Linked DNA regions of Homo sapiens: region 2 is linked to region 1. The links are chromatin loops, found by intact Hi-C in ENCODE. Cell type or tissue: K562. All regions are shown on one strand. Each heading gives the region's core, and the rest is flanking DNA. Links, peaks and the distances in the headings are about the cores only.

Region 1 (8,474 bases), core at 406-8,405:
GATTTTCCCCCAATTTAATTAAATTCAGGGAACATTTATAGAGCACTTATTATGTGCCAGACCAGGTTAAATTTTATGGGAACAGACTATAAGACAGTGTCCCTCCATTCTGGATGGTGAACATCTAGCTTGGAAGACAGATGGGTAAAGAAATAGCTGTGATGTTATTCTGCATTTGATGTGTGCTAACAGAGGAGTGTACAATGGAAAGGGCATTCCAGGCAGAAGGAAGAGTTTGAACAAGTGCCTGGAGGCATGAAAATCAATTGGAGAATGTATCAGGTAGGCATAGGCTTGGCAGCCAACAATAGAGAACTCAAAATAGCAGTGACTTAAGTAAGCTAGAGGTTTATTTCTTTCATACACAAGAGAAGTGCAGAGCTAGGCAGCCCGGGGCTGGTGTGGTAGGTAGTTCCTGAGTCATGAGGAACCCAGGCAATGCAAGATGACTGCTTAGAGCACGGACTCCAGAGTCACACTGGCCTGAGTTTTAGTCCTTTCTCAGGCCATGAGATTTTGAGGAAGTTACCTTTCCTCTCTGCTTCCTCATCTGTAAAATGAGGATAATAAAAGTATCTATCTTTGAGGACTGCTCTGAGGATTAAATGATTTAATAAAGGAAATGCGTTTTGAACAGAACCTGGTGCAAAATGGTGCCATATATATTTTAATATTCCGCTTTTCTGCTCCACATCCTTAGCACATGGCTTTCATTCTCAAGGTCATCTCACGGTCCAGAATGGCTGCAGGAGCTCCAGCCAACACATCCCAGTTCTGGGCAGCAGAAATAAGAAAGGGAGAGAAGGACAAAGGCCCCTCCCTTCAGCTGAGTCAGTTTCCTTTAAACAGCTTTTCAGAAGTCTCACATTTCACTTCTGTTTAGACATCACTGCCAGAACTTAATTGCATGGCCTCCTGTTTCACAAAGGCTTGGAATCATGGTCTTTTAGCTAGATTCTCTTAGAAAGAAAGAATGGAGATGGATTTTGATTGGCAATTTGCAGTCACTGCCACAGGAAATAATAGATAAGCTCTAATAGTTGGGCTCCACCTTAGGGGTTTAGGGTGAGGTCGCAGGAGATGAGGCTCAGACAAAATTGTGGCTAGCCTTGTCTGCCATATCAGAGATGCGAGGGATCTCAACCTCAGTAGGGAACTGAGCTTGGAGCTATTTTCTGGCAAGTCATCAGAATACAGGTAGTATTTGGAGCAATGGGGGAGTTGAAGATCCCTTAAGTATCACAGGCAGGAGTGAGAAGAGAGATGAGGAAAGAGGTGTATTCAGGTTCTAACATCACAGAGTGCCTGCCTAGGGGCAGGGATTCAATTTCTGATTGGTGAAGGGCAAGTATGTGAAAAAGGTGCCATCCTTTGAAAACTGTCTCCCCACATCTTACAGTACTGCTGCTGCTTTTTTTTCCTCTTACAACAATTGTGAAATCTTTTAACAGATTTTCATCAGTCTTAATATTGACATGCAATATATTACTTTAAAAAATGAAAGGTGCTACTTTTCAGGAATATTCTCTCTTGCACTTCCCTCACTCCCAATGAAGACAGAAGCTTGGAGAACACCAGCATCTAGAGGAGAGGAAAAAGAGGGGTTAATGCATGTGGTTAGGACTCTGAGCACTCAGCTTACTGGTTATGTTTACAGAAAACACCTGTATTCTGCACAAGTTTGCTAAGCATGGGGGTGGAATGGGCCAGGTATGCCCGCATTCATCCTAGCTGTGGTTGATGGCAGAGTGGTCATCCAGTTGGAGACCCTCTGGAAACCAGGCCTACATTTGATGCTCTACTTTTATGCTCAGGGTCCTAGGACCCTCCCCATTCTTTGAGAAGTAGCAATCACTTACTGACAACACTGGCAGCTTCTCTGCTGAGCCCTTTGTAGGATAAAAGGTCGGGTCAACTTTTCTCCAGGAGCTGAAATTCTTTGTCCTCAGAGCACTGCTCCTGACCTGGCATCCCCTGCTGCCTTCACCCAGGACAGCAGACAGACTAGCCAGGATGATGCAAGCAGGGTATCCAAGCTACATTTAAGTTCAGGGAGATGGAGATACATCAAGGAGATGGAGTGTATTCATTGTCTATTGCCGCATATCTATTTACCCCCAAATTGAGTAGCTTAAGATAAAAATAAGGAACATACATAATAAAAAATAAATAAACACAGTGTGTGGGGGTCAGGAATCTAGGAGAGGCTTGGCAGGGCAGTTCAGGCTTGTAGTGTCTCAGGAGATTGCACTCCAGGTGTAGGCTGGGCTGCAGTCATCTGAAGGCTTGATTGGGGCTGGAGGAGCCACTTCCAAGGTGGCTTACTTATATAATGGGCGTGATGGTGCTGGCTGTTGGCAAGGAGACCCAGTTCCTCTCCTCATGGACCTCTTCGGAGGATGCTTGAGTGTCCTCATGACATGGTCACTGGCTTCCCCCAGGGTGAGAGACCCAGGAGAAAGAGATTCAGGCAGAGGCTATCCTTTTTATGATCTAGCCTCAGAAGTCACATGGCTTCACTTCCACCACATTCTATTCTTTAGAGAGAAGTCTGGCTCACATTCAAGGGGAGGAGAATAGGCTGCACCTTTTAAAGAAAAATGTATTTTAAAAGTTTGCAGAAAAATGTAAAAACCATAATATAGGGATTGGACCTTGGGAAGCCTGAGATGAAGCAGGCCAGAGGTAGAATCAGAAAGGAGACTTACAAACTTCACCCTCAAGCCTCTAGGACTTTAAAGACAACGGTGGAAAATTATGTTGGGTTGGGTTGTCACTGGAGGATCCTGTGATCTAATACAGAAATTTCCACATGCCAGGTGGCTCTGATGTTGTCTCAGTAAGGCCTCTATTTAGTTAATGCTAATGCTCCAAAGCCCCCAGATTACAAATTGGTATTGCTGTCGAGATCTATTGCTTTCTTACTAGAAGGTGGCTTCTTCTGGTATGGAAAGGGAAACTAAAGCCTGGAGAGGTTAAGCAATTTGACTTCTAGTCCTTTATTGAGGCACAGGCAGTGGTGGGGAGGGTCCTGAGTCAGGCAGTCTAACCACTGACCTCTATACCCCATCTCTCCAAACCACAGTATCTCTCTCCTGATGCTCTGAGAAGCTAGCATTTGTGGGAAACTTCCAATATGCCCACAGTGTGCTGAGTGCTTTTATGTCATTTTATTCTCCTAACCACCCACTATGGTAGGTATGGAATCCCCCATTTTACTGATGAGGAAACTGAGGCAATGTATAACAGGTATAAGTAGCCCAAGGTTATTCAGGCACTAATGTGTAAGGCTGTGATTCTAAGGCAGACTGACTGACTACAAAGCTAATGTTCTTAATCCCTAGATGCTCCCACCTTCCAAATGTCCTGGCTCCTAGAATTACATCTGTTCTACTCCCTCCATGGCTCCATGGAACCTGGACATCTCAATTTCCTCCCCAAAAGCTGGAGTTCTCCAAGATGCAGAAGCCAGAGGGCTGATGTTCCTGTGCAGGAAGAAGCAACGCCCAGGCCCACTGCCCCCACTCTCTCAGCAGATTCTCATTTTCAGAATCCTGGAAACCAGAGCTAGAAATCTGCCTCCCTCTGTTTACCCTGAGTTCCAATGTCACCAACCCCCTTAATTAATGCTAGGGTGCTGGGTCATGCATAGCACGGTCAGCTTGGTCTCCAGTTCTGGCAGCAGCTGCAGCCAAGGTCAAGAACAACGGGGGCTGGGTTAGCTCTTACTCATCCACCTAAATGCCACTGCCCACGCTCTCCGCTCTCGCCCCTCCCGCTGAGCAGTGGCTGCCAGGGCGGCAGGAAGTCCTTCTTCCTGGGCCTGGCGCCCTCCAGCGGTGGGCGCAGAGCACTAGGCTCCAAAACTAGGAAGCCGGCTCAGCCTGCAGCAGGGCAGCTTGGGCAGCTTCACACCTAAACCAGCCTCTAAACGGGCGCACCTGGACAAAACCCAGTAATTTAGAAAAGCCTGTGTTTCTAGACATCTCGCACTGCCAGCATTCTCCATGAGAAAGGAGCTAATAGGATCAACTTTTCCTATACGCTGGAGACTTAATGAGTCCCTCACCGACCCAAGGCTGACCTGTAATCTGACAGATGACCACGAAAAAGAGGCAATTTCAAGCCTAAAGAAAGGACCCCATTATGTTGACATTTAGGCATGAGTGTGGGTGGCATTGGGGCAGGAGTCCTATGTGCTGCTCAAATCCCACCGTAGAGTCAACTGGCAGTGTGGCCTCTGTCTGACACAGCTCAGGCTCTCCTGCTCCGAGGGAGTTTAGCAGAAGGTCCCTTACCCCACCCAGTTCTGCAGCCCCTCTGAGAAGTCACATAGCTGATGCCCATGGGGGCTGGCGGTGTGCCTTCTCACACCTCTCACATTGCCTGTGGTTCCAGGAGCCAGCTGCGTTTAGTCTGATCTCTGTTTGTGCCAGTTGTACTCTTTTGTAATCACATATTTTTAATTAAATACTATATAACTTGATGAAATACAAGTAAAAAGAATTGTTTCTTTAAAATTTTTTTATTTTAATTTTTGTGGCTACATAGTAGGTGTATATATTTATGGGGTACGTGAGATGTTTCGATACAGGCATGCAATGTGGAATAATCGCATCACATAAAATTGGGTATCCATCCCCTCAAGCATTTATCCTTTATATCACAGGCAATCCAGTTATACTCTTTTAGTTATTTAAAAATATACAATTAAATAATTACTGACAAGAATTGGGTCTATAAAATTAGTCTGAATACTTTGGAAAGAGCCTCTACAGGCAATTTATCTTTAAAAAAAAAGAGTAAAACGTTTTCTATTGAGGTGTGGTTGAATTGTCTGTAAAAGATTAGTGGGAGTAGCAGTGGGGGAGGGGAATTATAAAAATCCCAAGGACTCTGCATTCAGGTTGCTACACAAGTGTTTTCTTTCTTTTATATATATATAATACTTTAAGTTCTAGGGTACATGTGCACAACGTGCAGGTTTGTTACATATGTATACATGTGCCATGTTGGTGTGCTGCACCCATTAACTCGTCATTTACATTAGGTGTATCTCCTAATGCTATCCCTCCCTACACAAGCGTTTTCAAGTTGCTGGGTAGAATAAAAATGAATCTCAGCTGATGTATTATGGGTACAGTTTATGAAAGAAAGATGAGGGGAAGGAAAGTGCATCTATACTAACAAAAAGGTCACGGTCTGACATCAAGAAATTAGCAAATGCCCATTTATAATTTTCAAGGCAATGTTTAAGGTAGGCAATATTTTTTGCATATGTAGATGGCAGCCTGTGCTTACAGAGCCTAACGAGGGAAGAGGCCACGGCAACCCCAAAGTCTAATTAGAAAATCAATGCATCCAGCCCTAACTGACAACGCTAATCATCTCTTTGAACTAAAGTGTCCTAGCTGCACTAGAATCATTAGAGCCTGTCAGCAAAAGATAAGAGTTTAAGATTTCCGCAAGGAAACAGGGTTTTTTACTCAGCAGACCTGGACTTAATCAATATTTCCAATATCATGACCCACGACCTTCCTCCAATTAACAAATGCTTATGCTTGGTAATAGACTTCACACTCTGGACTCCTGATGGCTTTGCCTGCTGTGAGGCTGCATCCCTCTGGACCTGCATGGCCATCTTGGTGCCTACAACTGAGTAGTGCAATGAGGTTGGAAGAAAACTTTACCAGGGAACCTGCTTTTACTGTAAATTCTTGACCACAGCCCTCAGATTGGCATCCAATACTGCCTGGTAATTGCATTATGTTTGTTTTCTGGGGAAAAGTTTAGCACTGTAGGAGATGACTATTTGATACCTTTTCTTCTCACTCCAAGCTTCTCACCTCTGTTCCTTCACTGCTTACTCTCCTGGAACAAGAGAAGCCATCTGACATGCACTGTCTCATCTTTCTCAAACTTTGTCCCTTTTCTCCACTCTTCGCTTTCTCTTGCCTTTCTGTTACAATCAAGAAAGTGCCATGAGGGCAGGGACCATGTCTGTGTTATCTTCAATACCTAGCCCAGTGCCTGGCACTTAGAGGGCTCTCAAAATTGATGAATGAACAATATGGCATCTGCTAATAATATGGCATGACTTATCAGGTCACTCAATTGTTTATGATCTTCGGGAGGAGAGGAGGGAAGACCATAGCACGTTGACTTCAGTATCCCAGATAATAAATAAAAATGGACTCAGTGCTGTCTTCATCATTTATGGATGCTGTACTCAGCTCGCCTTTCCAGGCTCACTCAAGCTTTATTTCATCTGTCACTGTGTTTGTGTGTGCTTCTCCCACAAGGCTGTGCTCTGTATGTCTGGATCCTCAGCATGTAGCAGTACAATGCTTGACACATACAGAGGTGGGGGCTCTGTGAAAGAGAGATGAATTGTTGAGTGTCCCCAAACCCTACAAGTCACTCTGGATTCCTTCTTTTGCTGCTCTTCTCACGTCCAATCCATGAGCAGACCCATTCACTTTTTATCTCTATGCAGGATCAGCACACTTTTTCTTATAGGCATGTGGAACATGGTCTCCATTGCAACTACTCAGCCCTACCATTATGGTATGAAAGCAGCCACAGACAACGTATCAATGAATGGGCATGGCTGTGTTCCAATAAAGCTCTATTTACAAAAACAGGTATGCGGTCCGGCGCAGTGGCTCATGCCTGTAGTTCCAGCTACTCAGGAGGCTGAGGCAGGTGGATGGCTTGAACTCAGGAGTTTGAAACCAGCCTGAGCAACATGGTGAAATGCTGTCATTACAAAAAAAAAATAAATAAAGAAACAAAAATAAACAAAGCAAAACAAAACAAAACAAAAAAGCAAAAATTAGCCAGATGTGGTTGTGTGAAACTGTAGTCCCAGCTACTCAGGAGGCTGAGGTGGGAGAATTACTTGAACCCAGGAGGTCGAGGTTGTAGTGAGCCATGATTGTACCACTGCACTCCAGCCTGATTGACAGGGTGGGGCATTGTCTCAAACAAACAAACAAACACAAAAACAAACAAACAAAACAGGTATGAATGGGATTTGGCCCCGTTTGCAGATCCCTGCTCTATAGTACTGCTTATCTCAAAACTGTTGTTAGCAGAAGAAAATAATTTTGGGAAATGAAGTCATCCTCAGTGTCTTCATTCTCTCCCAAAAGTAACAGGGGAAGGGTTATTTAGCCTTACATGGTCATGGGTATGTGCTTAAATTTAGAGGGGGATCTTCCCTTCACAGGTCAAATAAGCTCTTTCCCTGGCCCACGAATAGGTCTCCCATACCCTTCTTCCCTGATGGGCTTATGTATTCTAGACACAAAAGTTGGTGCCCAGTATTGCCACTTATTAACTGGGTGACCTTCCCTAAGTTGTTCAACCATTAAGATTCTGTCTTGTCTCATTTTCAAAGTTGGAGTAATATTGCTACTTTCCTCATTGAGTTGTCCCAACAGTTAAGAGTGATCATGCACGTACCTAAAATGCTTAGTACCGTGTCTGGCATAGAGCAAGCACTCCATAGCAGTTGTAGTGGTTATTATTATTATCATTACATATTGATATATATTTCTCCATATATAAACACAGCACAGCTCTGTGGTTAAAAGCATGGGCAATTGAGCCAGTCTGCCAAGGTTTGAAACCCACCACTTATTGATTGTGTGAACTTGGGGAAATTTCTTACTCAGTCTGCACCTCTGTTTATCTAACTTGTAAGGTTGTTATGAAGATTAAATGAGTTATTGTATATAAAGTGCTTTGAAAAGTACCTGGCAAACGGTAAGCACTGTGAAAGTGTTTGCTATCATCACCATCATCATTAACATCAACATCATCACCAGGACCAGGACAGAGTCCCAGAATCCCCTGGCCTTCAGCTGCCTTGGGGTCCAGGCATCATGTTAATTGCTCAACTCAAGGCGTTCTAGCATAAAGAGTCAGTGGACCCTCCTTCTTGCTTTGACAGCGTCTGAGCTCCCATGCCCTCCTATGCAGAGCAGGATTCAAAAGCTTCTTCCATTTTCCTTTCCATCTCCCGCCAAGAAAGCCTCTTCTTCTTTCCTGCCTGCTTTAAGCCGGTGGGTAGGGTACCCTCTCTCTCCATGCTTCTCTCCTCCCCTCAACCCTTCCCCCGAGGATATTTGTGTCCCTGATATTTATTTAGCTCCCATAATCAAACTGCTTGTGCTGTGATGATTGGAGTCATACACACTGAGTAAGAATAGAATTCGGTCATTAGCTTCCTTGAAGACCTTACTCACTACTACTGCTCACAGCCTGGCGTAGAGAGGATGGGGGATAAGGGGGTGGGGTTCACCCCTCTCCTGAATTCTTCCAGCATCCGCTGAAGTAGTTTACCCGCCTTGGCATTAAGTACTCAGACAACTGCCTCCTTTGCCCTTTATATCAGATGGACTCCGCTCCTACTGGCCGGTCTTTCTTTCTTCCTTTCTTCCTTCCTTTCTTTCTTTCTTTCTTTCTTT
Region 2 (8,474 bases), core at 305-8,304, 49 kb before region 1:
CAGTCTGTCTCCAGCCAGAAAGATGTTTAAACATCAACACATCGTAATACATATAGAAAGTTAAAAAGATAAACAATACACCCACTGATTCAGAAACTCTGGGGTGCGACTCAATGCTCCGTTTTCATAGCCTTCCAGGTGTTACTGATGCAAACCACAGTGTGAGATCCGTCACTCTATTCCAAGAGCTGCTAGAAGGGCAGCCTTTGCTGAGCCATAACATAGATCCCGTTAGCCCCTCTCCTAACTTTACCTACGCTCTGGGGCATTCAGTGACTTTCCTAAGGTGACTGGCCGGATCAATCCAGCAGCTGTCAGCCACACACCAAGAGGCGGAGCAGGCCAAGGTGGCTGCAGAGTGCAGTGGAGCCGTGTCCAGCCCTGCACCGCAGGCTGTGTGTCTTTGGCCATGTCACTAACTTCTTTGTGTCTTCTCAGCAGAATGTGGGGACAGAACCTAATGATCTCGAAAGTCTCTTCCAGCGCTGCTGTTTCTTGATTCTCCTTATCACTCCTCAGCGTCCTTATCTGTAAAACAGCGATACTGCCCACCCTGGGATTATAGAGATGATGAAATGAGGTGATGTGTGCGGAAGCACTCAACATCTGCTACAGGCTTGATAAATGTTAGCTGAATTTTAAATTATTCTCTTGTCCTTCCAATTCTGCCCAAACTCTCCTTTTCCTTCTATCCACCCCCACTCTGTGCTTACATCAGGCCTTGGGGACCCTCTCCTCTCCAGGATCGCCTGCTCCCTACAGAATTATCATCCCTATACCCCACAAACATCCCTATACCCCACAAACATTATAGGGAGGACAGTCCCCCATATACTCCCTCAAGAATCGGGATGGAGGGGAGGACTGGAGTCCTGGCTCTGCCACTAGCTTGCTCTGTGACCTTGGGCAATTTGCTTAACCTCTCTGTGCTTCCGTTTCCATCTCTGTAAAACGATGGCTCTTCACAGCACCCACATCCGAGGGTTTTTGTAGGGATGAAATGAGTTAATGTGATGGGATTACATGTGATGGGATTTGAGCAGTGCCTGGCATGTAGCTGTCTAGGTTACACAGTGCCTAAGTCTGTGGCACCCGATAGGTGGAAGGCCTCGGACACAGTGCTAGGGCTGGCCCACCGGCCTCCATCCCTCTACTCAGCTGCTTCCTGCTAAATCTCACTCCCTTTCCCGCTCCAGGTCTCAACGTGCTCCTCTGAGGATCCGCTTGGAACGTCTGCTCCGGAAGGAGGACCCTCGAGTTTCTTCACTGCCTGTCAGCAGCCCCTCTGCCTCCTCCGTGCCCCCGCCCCTCTCTGCCAGGGCGCTTCTGCCAACGGCTGGTTATTTATATCCCTGAGCAGCTGCTGACAGACAGCTGGGAGCTGGGAGGCGGCTGACAGGGACGAGCGAGGCAGAGATGACAGGGTTGTGGGCGGTGCTGTCACTCTTAGCAGGACTGCTGGGCAGAGCCCCCTCCCCTTCACCCAGGGAGGTGAGACTTAGACAGGCTGATGGGCCATCTGGGAAGGGGCACCTCAAACGGCAGGAAGCCAGGGCTGTGAACCCCGGGGACGGGGAGGCAGATGGGGTTGGAGGCAAGGACTTTGCCCTTGTTGACTTTTTCCAGAAGGGGTGGAAGCAGCTGCGGCTTAATTATCTGGGCACTTGCCCAGGGCATCTGCTGCTCACAAGCTGTATGACCTTGGGTAAGTCACGAACTCTGGGATTTTGGTTCCTCTGAGGAAGTGAGATGGTTGGATGAGATGCTCGCTGAGTTCTCTTTCAGCCACATTGATGTAGAGGTTACAAACACAAACCCTGGAGTCTTTGCATCCTGGATCTGCCACCAGCTTGCTGTGTGACTTTGAACAATTTACTTAACCTCTTTGCACTTCCATTTCCATCTCTGCAAAATGGTGGTTCTTCATAGCACCCACATCAAAAGGTTTTTGTAGGGATGAAATCAGTTAACGAATACATGTGATGGGCTTCAAGCAGTGTCTGGCATGTAGTTGTCTAGGTTAAACAGAGCCTGAGTCTATGATTCTTTCCATGTGTCCTCTTGCTCTAAGAAGGTAACTGAGTGTAATAGAAATATTGAGAGTGAAGGGTGGGGACCTTTATATGTGTATTGCCACAGAAAGGTGGTTTTATGGGCTTATATAACTTGTGTCATCAAATGAGTGAGTTGCAAATTGGGAAATGTTTAGGCTATGCCTACATTTATTCTGAGCCTGAGTCCTAGTTTTCTGACTTCTGCTTCTACCTGTAATCTCTGGGGACTGTTGTTTGCTCAAAACAGCAAAAAATTTAAAGGTTGTTGTTCTCCTTTTCTGACTCTCTGTCTCTGTCGTTCTCCCTCTCTTCGCCTCTCCTGTCTCCTTGCTAACTCTTTGCTGTCCTTCTATTTTAAAAATTAATACCTGGTCTTGGAAAGAACAAAATCCCAAGCATATAATTAAGTCCCTGGGCACAGGTGTGCCTACAGCACCAGCCTTGGCCATCAGGGTGGGGTAGGGGCTGAACAGGAATCTGGGTGGGAGCGACCTTGGAGCAGGGAGCATGTTATCCACCAGCTCTTGAGCCCCACCACACACTGACAGACACACTGGGTTTATAGCCACACCTCAGCTGTGCTGTCTGGGAGCAGTTGAGCTTGGTGCGGATGATGTCCGTTTCTCTCTTTTACTAATCTTGGCCTTTAGGAAAGGAGTATCCCCGTAACAGAGGAGGGGAGAGAGGAAGGCAATGGAAGCTAACAGGTTACCATGGAAACCAGCTGAACACAAACTCTTAGCTTCAGCTAATACTTGACTTGCAAGAATACGTCCATAGCCACAACTTAAATGAAACACACACACACACACACCCCTTTAAAAGAAGGATAAATGTTGACTCATTCCTCTCTAATCACAGCAATTAGGTTCTAACGTTGGAGTCCAGATGAGAGGTGAGGATGACATGAATCTGTTCTGCTTTAAAGAAGCCCCTTGCAATTCACTCTTTTCTTGGAAACCCAGAGCATTGGTTCCAACATCCTGACCTTGCCCAGAAGTCATGTAGGGAGGATTATGAGTCCCCACAAGTCCCTTAATTCTTTGCTGTCATGAAGGCCATATAGACCTAAGTTAAGATGTCTGGTTTGAAAGAGTCTCCTGCCATTGGCCAATCCCACTACACTGGAGAAAAAAGGAAGTGTCAAAAATGGTTGGACATTTATTAAACATTTCCTGATCACCCACTATGTGCCAAGTGCCAGAAATTTAAAATGACAATAAAAATAAAAAATCTTGTCCCTGTCATCCAGAAGCTCATAGCCCAGGCAGTAGGAGGTATGATACAAATTATCTGTTACTAATAATAAGGGATCCACATTTGCAAATGGTTTTTATATATGCATGAATATTACATTCAAGGTGACCCCTATGATGTCATGCTTTCTTGAGCGGAGAAAGTGAGAACTGGGGCTCGAGAGAAAGAGAGAGAGAGAGAGAAAGAGCTGATCTAAGACCACGTTTCCTAACACTCCTAGGCCTCCATATTCACACATGCCCCAGCCACAAGGCTGGCAGCTTCTTTCCCACCCTGGGGTTACTGCCTTCCTAATTCACAGGCTACCTCCTTATAAAGGGGGTCCACCCCGCACTATGGAGCACTACCAGAAGCAACACAGTTGTTGTAAGATGCCCATTGGGAAGGGAGTTGGGGAGGGTGTCTTTCAGATGAGCCCACTGGCCGTGTGCTTGTCCTCCACACCCTCTTCCAGCAGTATCTCGTTTAAGCAACAAGCAGCCCTCTAAACCCTATTTGGAATGTGAGTTACCTGGCTTCAGGGAGATTACAGGTGTACAAGGTCACACAGCTGGCCTGGGAAAGAGCCTGGATGCCCCCGACGTAGATCTGTGGGTCTTCAGTGCTTTCCCCCACTAGTCCAGACAGGCAGATCTGAGCTGGAAACGTTGGCTTGCCAGGAGGTGTCGGCCTTGAGCCAATTAGCTCTCAGTCTGTGAGCCCTCTTTCCCACCTCCCAACAGTGAGCCTCAATTCCGTACATTCTTTTTCCACTTCAAGGTTGGATTTCCATCTCCTCTCCCCACGTTTGGAAACTGTCCCTAATCACCAGAGAATCTAATTATCACTCCTTCTAAGTGATTCTCGGTCTCTGTTATGCAAATGTGGCTATAATTGTGTCAGGCAGGTTTTGTTGTCAGTTCCTCTTTCCTTTTTCCGCCTCTCTCCCCATCTCCTTTCAAATGGGAGTTGCAGTCTCCCCTCTTTTTATTGTAAAGGCCTCTAAGGTCCCCGGCTCCCTGAACCACAAATCGCCTAGATTACCCACTCTGGATCCCAGGAGCCACAACAGGCCCGCCTCAGGGCAAACAGAAGGAAAAACAAACAGCATTTAGTGGAATTTATTTTATTTCTTTGGAGATGCAAATCAGAAGGTTCCCAATGAGCTCTGGGAAGGGAGCGTCTGTGTGGGGTGGGAGGAAGTTGGTTCTGTGAACAGCAGCAGAGTCAGGGAAAACAGGCCCCTGTGCAGCCGGAGGTGCTGAGGGCATTCAATGTGGGCCTAGGTGTGTGGGACAGGGGTGGGACGGGTGGGAAGCCCCACCAAGCCCTAAACCACTGCATTTGTTATTTTGTCTGGTTAAAAGTTTCCAGGCCCCTTCTGAGTGGAGGCTGTTAGGATACTCTGGCCTGTTTTCCTCGCAGCCTTGGCAGCAGAGTGGGTGCTTCCAGCGTTTCTCAGGGATCCCCCCACTTACTCCCTATCCCTAGGGAAAATTCAGGACTGCCTTCCTTAGCTGCTGTCTCCTCCTGATCCTTAGCAGGCAGAGCAGGAGGCAGGGAGGCTCTGGTTTGAAAAGCAAATCCTTCTGTTTGTTTATTCATTCTCTCACTCAACAAAACCTTAAGTGCCTACTACACTACAGGCAATATTCTAGGTACAGGGAATTAGACCTGAGCTTTCGATCTGGTGGATACAAAGTAAATAGATATAGCAGAGGAGGTGGCAAAGAATGTTAAGAAACCAGGTGCGGTGGCTCATGCCTGTAATCCCAGCATTTTGGGAGGTCAAGGTGGGCGGATCACCTGAGTTCAGGAATTCAAGACCAGCATGGCCAACATAGTGAAACCCCTTTTCTACTAAAAATACAAAAATTAGGGCTGAGCGCTGTGGCTCATGCCCGTAATCCCAGCACTTTGGGAGGCCGAGGCAGGCGGATCACAAGGTCAGGAGACCGAGACCATCCTGGCTGACACGGTGAAACCCCATCTCTACTAAAAATACAAAAAATTAGCTGGGCGTGGTGGCAGACACCTGTAGTCCCAGCTACTTGGGAGGCTGAGGCAGGAGAATAGTGGGAACCCAGGAGGCGGAGCTTGTAGTGAGCCGAGATCGCACCACTGCACTCCAGCCTGGGCGACAGAGCGAGACTCCATCTGAAAAAAAAAAGACAGAAACCAGGATGAAGGAGATACCAAGTGATGGGGATGGTGCAGTTTAGCAGGGCTCTCTGATAAAGGGACATTAGAGCAGATCTCAGTAAAATGTAAGGCTGGAGGTCTAGGCCTGACTCCACCTGGCAAGTTAAGGTTTCTAACCCAGATGTCCTCCTGCTTGTCTGGGACCATGGGGAAGTGTTGAAGAGCCACAGACCTGCTCTCTGGTAAAAGAGCTTCCCAGACAGTGGGTCCCCAAGAGCACAGGCCCAGCTGAAACTGCCCAGGTGTTCAGGAACAGCCAAGAGTTTTATGGCTGGAGTGAGGTGAATCAGGTTAGGGTGGGAGGAGAGATCAGAGCTCATGAGGGCCTTGGGAGTCATCTGTGGTCCTTGGATTTTGCTCTGAGGTCATTGGAGGGTTTTGAACAGAGGAGTGATATGACCTGACATTTTACAAGGACAATTCTAATTGCTATTTGGCAGACTGTGTGGGGCAAACCTGGAAACAGGGAACAAAGTTCAGGAGATTTGCAAACATAGTAGTCAGAGGGCCTAGGTGGTAGCAATGAAGGTGGTAAGAAGTCCTCCAAGCCAACAGGATTGGCTGCTGAATTGTATGTATGATATGAGAGAAAGAAAGGATTCAAGAATGATGCTCCAGGTTTAGCCTTAGCAATTCCAGCTGCCATTTACTAAGATGGGAAAGAATGGGGATGGGAGCAGCAGGTTGAGGGAGGGTATCAAAGTTCTGCTTTGGAGATGTTAGGTTTGAGGTGCCTATTGGGTATCCACATGGCAATGCCAAGAAGGCAGTTGGAAATTGGAGTCTGGGACCCAGAAGAAGATGTCTGGGCTGGAGATGTAAATTTGCATACAGATGGTACTTAAAGTCGGGAGGCTGAGGCAGGAGAATGTCTTGAAACCAGAAGGTGGAGGTTGCAGTGAGCCAAGATCGCGCCACTGCACTCCAGCCTGGGCAACAGGAGCAAAACTCTGTCTCAAAAAACAAACAAACAAACAAACAAAAGATGGTACTTAAAGTAATGAGAATGGATAAGATTACCTAGGGAGTGAGTACTGGTAGAAACAGAGGTGGTCTAAGACCGAGCCTTGGCACTCCACTCGCTATCTAGAAGTTCTTTCAGGCAGATCTGTGGTATAGGAGAGAGACTCATTTGGGTAAACTGAGGCCTGGGTTTCAAATATGTTAACTCCTCCCTACAAAATTCCCAGCCTTCAGGACCTCAGATCCTTAAGAGGTGAACCAAGGCACCCCAGGGCCACTACAGGAAAGGAAGACAGAGGCCTATTTCATGTGTGACCTGGGCAAGTCACGTATCCCTCCCTAGGCCTCAGTGGTCTTTGTAAAAGGAGTGGTGAACGCTAGGTGTCTGAGGGACCTTCCAGCTTGCTTGCATGCAATGAGTTTTAACTCCAGAAAGTCGGTGCATTCAGCAATTGTGACTGGCCTTGAGAGACGGTTGAGTTCCTGTCTCATTCCCCTCATCTGGCTCTCGTTGTCTACCACATAAAGTTGATCCTTGCTATTCACGGATTCTGTATTTGCAAATTCTCCTACTACCTGTAATTTATAACTCCAAAACCAGTACTTGTGGTCTTTTGCCAGTCATTCGTTGACATGCCCAGAGCTTCAAAAACTTTAGCCCGCTGTGCTTGTTCTTAGCTGAGGTCAAAACCAGGCTCCATTCTGCCTTCTTGCTCCAGCTCTCACATTCTAAACAAGTGTCCTTTTCACAGTCTATTTAGTGTCACGTTTTTCCCATTTTTATGCTTTTTATTGGTGATTTTGCTGTTTAAAATGGCCCCCAAGCGTCGTGCTGAAGTGCTGTCTAATGTTCCTGAGCATAAAAAGGCTGTTATGAGCCTCACAAAGAAAATACCTGTGTTAGATAAGCTTCATTCAGGCATGAGTTAAAGCACGTTTGGTTGGCCATGAGTTCGATGTTAATGAATGAAAAATATATAGTGAATAAAGTATCTTTAAACAGAAACACACACAAAACAAGGCAATGTATTGATTGATTGATGAAAGTGGTATGACCAGAGGCTCACAGGACCCTAACTCTATATTTCCCCTTGGAATAATGCTTCAGTATTTGCTAATTCAGTCTTTACAGTGATTTATAGAATGTAGCCACTGCAGTGTGTGAGAATTGACTGTATTAGCTTGTTTTTTCAATCCCAGTATGCACACACATAAAGTAGTTTCAGAACTGCTAACCCATACCTCTGTGAGGAGCAAATTTACTTACTACAGTACAGTACTTGTGTATAGTTCTTTTTGTTTTTGTTGTGTAACAAAAGCCACATTCAATACAGTTCTTATCTTTAGTCTTATAGCATACACTCGAAACTGTTTTCCAAAGTTACTTCTGTTAGTTATTTTCTTTTCCATCTCTTTCAATATTAACTATATGGTTTATTTGTATTACAGTTTTATTTCTTAGTTTGTATTCCATTTTGGGTTCCCCCAATATTCGGGTCAATTTTTAAACATTTCCAGACAGTAAAATTCACTTTTTATGGTATGTGGTACAATAGGTCTTGAGAAGCATAGTTATGAATTTACTACCACAATCATGATAGAGAACAATTCAATTACTTAAAAAATTCCCTTGTCCTGACTCTTTATAGTCAGCTTCTCTCCCCACCACTAACCCCTGGCAACCACTGATCTATTTTTTGTCCCTATAGTTATGCCTTTTCCAGAATGTCATATAGAAGAAATCATGCAATATTCAACCTTTTGGGCCTGACTTCTGTCACTTAGGAAAACGCATTTAAGATTCCTGTATGTTGTTGTGTCAAGCAGTAGTTGTTCGTTTTTATGGCTGAGTAGTATTCCACTCTAGCACTGTTGGACGCACCACAGTTTGTTTATCTATTTGCCAGTTGAAGAATATTTGGATTATACCAGTTTTGGGTAATTATGAGTAAAGCTGCTATACACATTTATGTAGTGGGTTTTATGTGAACATGAGTTTCCCTTTTTCTTGAGGTGGGA

What was found. Hi-C counts contacts between places; a loop is a spot of excess contacts. Peaks named below come from ENCODE experiments on the same cell type or tissue, not always from the same donor. Only the 100,000 strongest peaks of a DNase experiment are listed, where the experiment ranks them.
Region 2: it touches region 1 in a loop (2.0-fold over the local background); 4 of 110 quality-filtered maps call a loop at or near these places.

Annotation. Positions count from the first base shown.
Region 1 is chr1:204,760,168-204,768,641 of GRCh38, forward strand. No RefSeq gene overlaps it. Among named protein-coding and RNA genes, the nearest start is that of NFASC, 64 kb to the right of the region's middle. In K562, for the core only: a CTCF peak has its summit at 3,832 (motif pointing left); a DNase peak (open chromatin) is centred at 3,754; H3K27me3 peaks cover 772 bases.
Region 2 is chr1:204,710,975-204,719,448 of GRCh38, forward strand. It overlaps LOC105371693 (a long non-coding RNA gene), which reads right to left and starts at 4,076. Exons shown (of 2, transcript XR_922454.3): 1 at 3,823-4,076. LOC105371695 (a long non-coding RNA gene) reads right to left here. Exons shown (of 5, transcript XR_922456.3): 4 at 6,513-6,600; 5 at 5,416-5,447. RefSeq lists enhancers at 1-894, 895-1,862, 3,812-4,449. In K562, for the core only: a CTCF peak has its summit at 3,978 (motif pointing right); DNase peaks (open chromatin) are centred at 517, 1,407 and 3,955.